2 separate regions of the Homo sapiens genome follow, and region 1 is linked to region 2. Evidence: chromatin contacts called from ENCODE Hi-C or POLR2A ChIA-PET data. All regions are on one chromosome and are shown on one strand. The core of a region is the stretch at or near the end of the contact, and the rest is flanking DNA. Distances in the headings are between cores, read along the strand shown.

Region 1 (2,838 bases), core at 281-2,780, 110 kb after region 2:
TGACTTTACCCTCCCGCAGGCCCCTCCCGTCTGAGGTGCTCTGGAATGCCTGTGGTGTGATTGTGCATGAACTTTTACGTGCCTGCGTCCATGCTCGAGAGCGGTCTTGCCTGAACCACCTTGTCTCAATAATCAGCATGAAACTCCTCAAAAGAAACAGAGAGGCCCCTCAGAACATCACGGAAAAGACGATGGCTCCAAAACAGCTAGATTCTAATCCCAGCTCTGCTGCGGGGCGCGGCCTCGGGCACACCTGTGCTCCGTGCATGTGACGTGACTCTCAAAAGCATCCATTTCCTCATCTGGAAAACGGGACAGTTCCTGGACTCTGCGCACCTGGAAGTGACCATGAGGGTCAAATGTTTCTCAAACTGCAAATGCTTTTCAGATGCTGGCGCCGTGACCAAAGACCTGGCTCTTACATCTGCTCTGTTTTCATGGGACACAGCCCTGGGTATACAGTAGGTGCTTAATGCAGGTGACCGTGAGGAAGGGCTGTGGCCCGTGGAGGGCAGGCAGGTGGGATTCAGCTGAGGTCCTCAAAGGCTGCACTATGGGAAAGGCTGAGCGGCAGGAAAGGGACAGACAGGCCCTCCTCCTGGGGCCCAGGGCTGGGAACCAGAGCCCCTCCTTTGGCCACTCTGAGGTGGAAGAACAAGGAGCACATAGGAGGAGTGGCCCAGGCTCTCCACCTGAGGACATTCGGAGGACCTAGAAGCACTGGCAGAGCCTGAACGTGGCACCGTAGCCTCCTGCTGGCTGGAGATGTGTCTGGGCGGTGTGTCTTGGCATGGAATCCACAGCCAGCTAGCCTGAGGCGGGGATGGGGCCAGGACCCCCGGCTGTACAGACGGAGAGCCAGAGGCGGTTGCAGGTTCCCAACCGACAGCGGAGCTGATGAGTGGCGGGGCTTTCATTTGTTGACAGGAGATGCATGTCTGAGGCCAGAGCCAACTTCTTCCAGGGAGCGGCTTCCTTCCTCCTCAAAGGACACAGGGGACACAGATGTCCAGGAGGCTGTTTAGAGAGGGCCCGAGTGGTGAGCTGTGCAGGGGTCCTCACGCCCCGGCCCCGTCTTGGATATGGGGCTGGAGACTTAGGAAGTGAGTGCTGGGTCCTGGGGTTCCCTCATCCGCCTTCAGGAAGATGTGAAGGGGCTTCCTGCGGCCTTTGGCAGCATTCATCCCAAACCCCAAAGCCTCCTTCCCCTGGCTCCGTGGCAGGAGCAGTTGCATTCTCCTGTCTGAGAGGGGCCACCTCCTTCCCACCTTGCCCTCTAAGTTGGCTCAGGCTGCGCAGGGCTCAGGCTGAGGTCCAGACCCTCATGCCAGCTTGGTGCTTGGCCAGAGCTGCAAAATTGGAGCTGGGCTGCCAGGGGGAGGGCACCGCTGAGGCCTTCTAGGCCCAGACGGGCTGAGAGAGCCCCCGCCCCCCACCCCAGCCTCACCCTCCACCCGAGGCCCCTGTCATGGGTGTGGGTGACTCAGAGGAAGTTCTGGTTTCTGTCAGATTTTGAGGCTGAGGCAACCTGATCCTGAAACAATGACAAGCCTCAGAACGGTCCTTCCCACTCCCTCAGAGGAGCGTTTCAGGCCTGGCCAATAACACAGCAGAACGGAAAATGACTTTGGGAAGGAAAGGTCAGGCGGCTAGGCCTCCCATGGAAGGCAGCAGGCGGTTGCTCAGGTCAGAGGGCCAAGTGGCGCGGTCTGTGGGCACCGGCAGCTGGCAGTGACCCTGCAGATCAACCTGGGCCCGGGCTGCAGACACCAAGCAGGGGCACCTGCCTGGCCTGGCTGCCTCATGTGGCCCCCACAGCCTTTGTCAGGACACCTCAGGACAGTGGCCTGGCCTCTAGGCCAGTGGGCCAGCTCGGGGTGCTAAAGCCTAATTTGCCTGGAGCCCCGGGCCACTCATAGATTCAGGAGGAAGAGGTGGGGTAGAGGTGGCAGAGGGAGAGCAGAGCCTGGCACACAGCATTTGGCACCATAACTGAGGCAGCTGCTTTCCTTAAGGAGCTGCCACTGACAGGATCAGCACTTACAGAGCCCCTGCTGTATGCCAGGAAGTACATTTATTATTGCTTCTTGTCACATTGGCCCTGCCAGGTATGTACCCCAAACATTAGCCTCATTTCACAGATAAGAAAATTGAGGCTTCCGTGATTAAGCAGAGGCTGTGATGTCCCATCCAGAGCCCCAGCCACCCAGCTCTCCTGCAGGACAGGAGATACCTACTAGCCTGCTTCTCGATTATTCTTTTCTTCCCTGCCACCTTGGGAATATCCCTCCCACTTGCAAGCACAGGTCGGCTATGCCAGGGGAGTCTGTGCCCCAGGGCCCCTTCATCCATGGGGATGGGAGTCTGTAGAAATGCTCACCTCCGCCCTCTCCAGTGGGGACATTGGAGGCCTGTGTCCCACAGTCTCCCTGAGGGCCCAGTGGGTTGAGCCCATTGCCCGCAGTGGAAACCCCTCATTCATGGACCTGTCTCCCTCCCCTGCCTCCCCCTCCACCTCCACCCCTGCCCTGCCCTTCCTCGGATCACTTCATGCACCCAAGTCCTCATTGCAGTCTGCTTGAGGGGGATCCCACATGTAGCCATGCCCCTTCCAGGCAGAGAGAAGCAGCACAGGCCCCTGGCTGAGTGTGCCACGGCGGGTGCAGCAGGAGTGCAAACGCAGAGTTCAACTCGGCATCCAGCTGGAACCCATGTTAACTTGCGTTTGACCAGCGTAAGAGAGACAAGAAGATGAGTAGAACTGTAGCAGTCAAAATGCTTCAGCTGCAGGTAATAGGAAGTCCAGCTCAAACCGGTTTAAGCGGAGGCCAGGGGCTG
Region 2 (2,733 bases), core at 132-2,631:
CCATACCATCCCATGCCATACCACACCACACCATACCATTATCATACCATAGCATGCCATTACCTTAACATGCCATGCCATACTATGCCAGGCCATACCATACGGTTACTAGGCCATCCCATACCATACCATACCATCCCATACTAATGCCATCCCATCCCATACCATACCATCCCATCCCATACTAATACTATCCCATCCCATCCCATCCCATACCATACCATCCCATACTAATACCATCCCATCCCATCCCATCCCATCCCATCCCATCCCATACCATACAGGCAGCCTCCTTACTTTCTGGGGTGAATTCACATTTCCTGGAAATACACATATTATAAAATATACATACTATTGTGTACGTACTTTAGTAGAGTTTATAAACTTTATTAAATAACTATTCTTAAGTTTAAAGGCAGGTATATTAGTGAAGTCATTAAGTTGTTAGTAATGCCTATTTTTCTTTTCCAAATGATAACCAAAAATAATTTTTGCATGGGAAAGAGCCTTTTGTTTTTCCTCAAATTTTAAGCTTTCCCCTAGGGAATGAAAATTTCAAAGATGTTAAATAGTTCCCTAACTCAAGGTCTAAAGCAGGGGCAAATGTCCTATTCAGTAAGCCTGGGAACTCATCTACATTTCCTCCGGGTCAAGAGGCAGAGAGGCCGGAGTGCTTTCAGCTCTTGTCTGAAGATGTACACTGACAGCACATGGGCAGGTCACGAGGCAGCAGGATGCTGAGACAAGATCCATACTCCCATTCCTGACTCTGTGGCTCATACGCTGGGGAGCCCTGAGCAAGTTACTTACCCTCTTGGGATCACAGTTGCCTCATTTTTACAAAGAGTGTGTTAGACTAGATGGTCTTATATAAGGCCTCCTCCAGAGAAAAAAATGATAGAATTTGTGCTTTTTATAAGGCAGACTGTGTGAGCTATACTGTTAGAGTTTTAAAAAGCACACAGCTTACAAAAGTATTTTATAAACTATAATCTAAATAGCATCTGAAAGCAAATGCAACATTTTAAAAAATCCTTATCTCTGGGTGGTAGAATTTCCTTCTGTATGTTTTTCTGCCTTTTTCAATTTCTGTACAATGAATATGTATTATTTTTGTAATCTGAAAAAAATTGTATTTTGTTTTTTAACACATTGGAAACTGCAAGGGAACCAAAAATAGAATAAAACAACCCAAATTTTAATGTAGCCAGGATACCAGACAGAAGGCCCAACATCCCACATATTATGGAACGTTTTAAGGTGTCAGGGGGTCAGGATCTCATCTGACAGATGGACTCACCAGCAACCCAGTCCTCTCAGCAGAATCCGGGGACAGTGTTTCCATAATGACTCACGGGGACGGTGCCAGCCAACCCCAGATCACAGCCTTTTCCATTTCCAGCCCCAGAGTTGTCACAGCCTGACACTGTGGTTCTCATGGAATTCTGAAACAAGCCTGGCTTCATCATAATGACTGCCTATTCAAGGCAGAAATGGGAAGGAGGATATGACTAATGACATTTGGAGGGAGATTGGGAACAAAACCAAAAATTACAGTGACTTTCTGGTTGGGACACACTGGTTAGGAACAGAACTGCATATTCAGAAATCCAAGAGTGTGTGGCCTGGCCAAAGGACCAGAGGCAAAAATAAACATCAGACCTGCCCAATTTGTCAGTTTTGAGTGATGAATCTTGAGCTTCAGGCTGGGAGTTGGGCAAGAAGCCATTTGACAGGTGGACTCCTCAGCAGTGGGGGCAAACTTGCTTGGTGGGGAACCACAGTAGGGAGACCCATCTTGGCATGAAGGACACTCCCAGTTGTCTTGTAAATGCTATCCCCCCAACCCACGCCAAAATTATCCTCATGGCATCTCACATTCCCAAGGTAGATTCAGACAAAATCATTGTCAGTTCACAAGCTTAGCCAATTGTGTAAGACTCACAACTCCCAGGCACTCCAGTTTCCATTCATTAATAGGGGTTCTTATCCTGGACCCACGGACTTCTCAGGGGTCTGTGGACAGAATTCAGGGGTCTTTGATCTTGGGTGAAAGAGCAATTGGATGTTTATTTTTATTAACCTATGACTGAAATTTAGCATTGCCTTCTGTAATGTATGTTGGCAACAAACCACAGTAACATCAATAGTACCCTGACGTTGTCAGCAATGGGAAGTAGTGATATATTTAAATTACATTACCTTGTTGTAAATATCTCAAAATAATGCTTATGCTTATTACTGCTTGAAAATTACAGAACTCATTAGACCCACTATTAGGTCTTGTTATTCAATGCATTAATTAAGAAACACATCTATTACTATGGCACAAATTCACTTAGAAAAATATTCTAATAACTACATCCACTATAATGATTTCCACTGTAGTCCTCTGTATTTTACCTTGTGCATTTCCAAACATTCTCAAAAGTAATCCATAGGTTTCACAAGATGGCCAGAGGATCTGCAGCATAAAAACATTTAAGAATGACTGCATTAAAATAAAAATATGGTACTTCCTTTTTCATCCACATTCAACATTAGACTAAATCTTTGGTACTTGATTACCTCTGAAGACTTCGGCTGCCAGGCGAGATGGGATAATGGGTCAGAGACTCTCCATCAATATAACTTAAAATCTGCACCAAATATACAAAACAACTATTTTCAAAACATTGGAAATCAGCTAACAAAGTGTAGTGATCCATGAGAGCTGGGAAATGAATAAAGGGA

The links. A loop is a pair of places that touch in the nucleus more often than their neighbours do. ChIA-PET counts read pairs that join two places held with the same protein, here RNA polymerase II (POLR2A). Pooled maps may share reads with other maps.
Region 1: a pooled map shows a loop between it and region 2 (1.9-fold over the local background). The contact joins two enhancer-like sites. A Hi-C loop is called at or near these places in 1 of 50 pooled maps. POLR2A ChIA-PET finds 5 or more read pairs at or near these places in 3 of 52 experiments (WTC11, activated naive CD4-positive, alpha-beta T cell and naive thymus-derived CD4-positive, alpha-beta T cell).

What each region holds. Positions count from the first base shown.
Region 1 is chr15:99,424,028-99,426,865 of GRCh38, reverse strand. No RefSeq gene overlaps it. Among named protein-coding and RNA genes, the nearest start is that of LINC03080, 9.8 kb to the left of the region's middle. RefSeq lists a silencer at 1,458-1,517. Within about 2 kb of position 1,530, at least 20 of the 41 ENCODE cell types and tissues checked have a DNase peak (open chromatin) inside an H3K27ac peak, as active enhancers do.
Region 2 is chr15:99,535,564-99,538,296 of GRCh38, reverse strand. No RefSeq gene overlaps it. Among named protein-coding and RNA genes, the nearest start is that of MEF2A, 29 kb to the left of the region's middle. Within about 2 kb of position 1,381, at least 12 of the 41 ENCODE cell types and tissues checked have a DNase peak (open chromatin) inside an H3K27ac peak, as active enhancers do.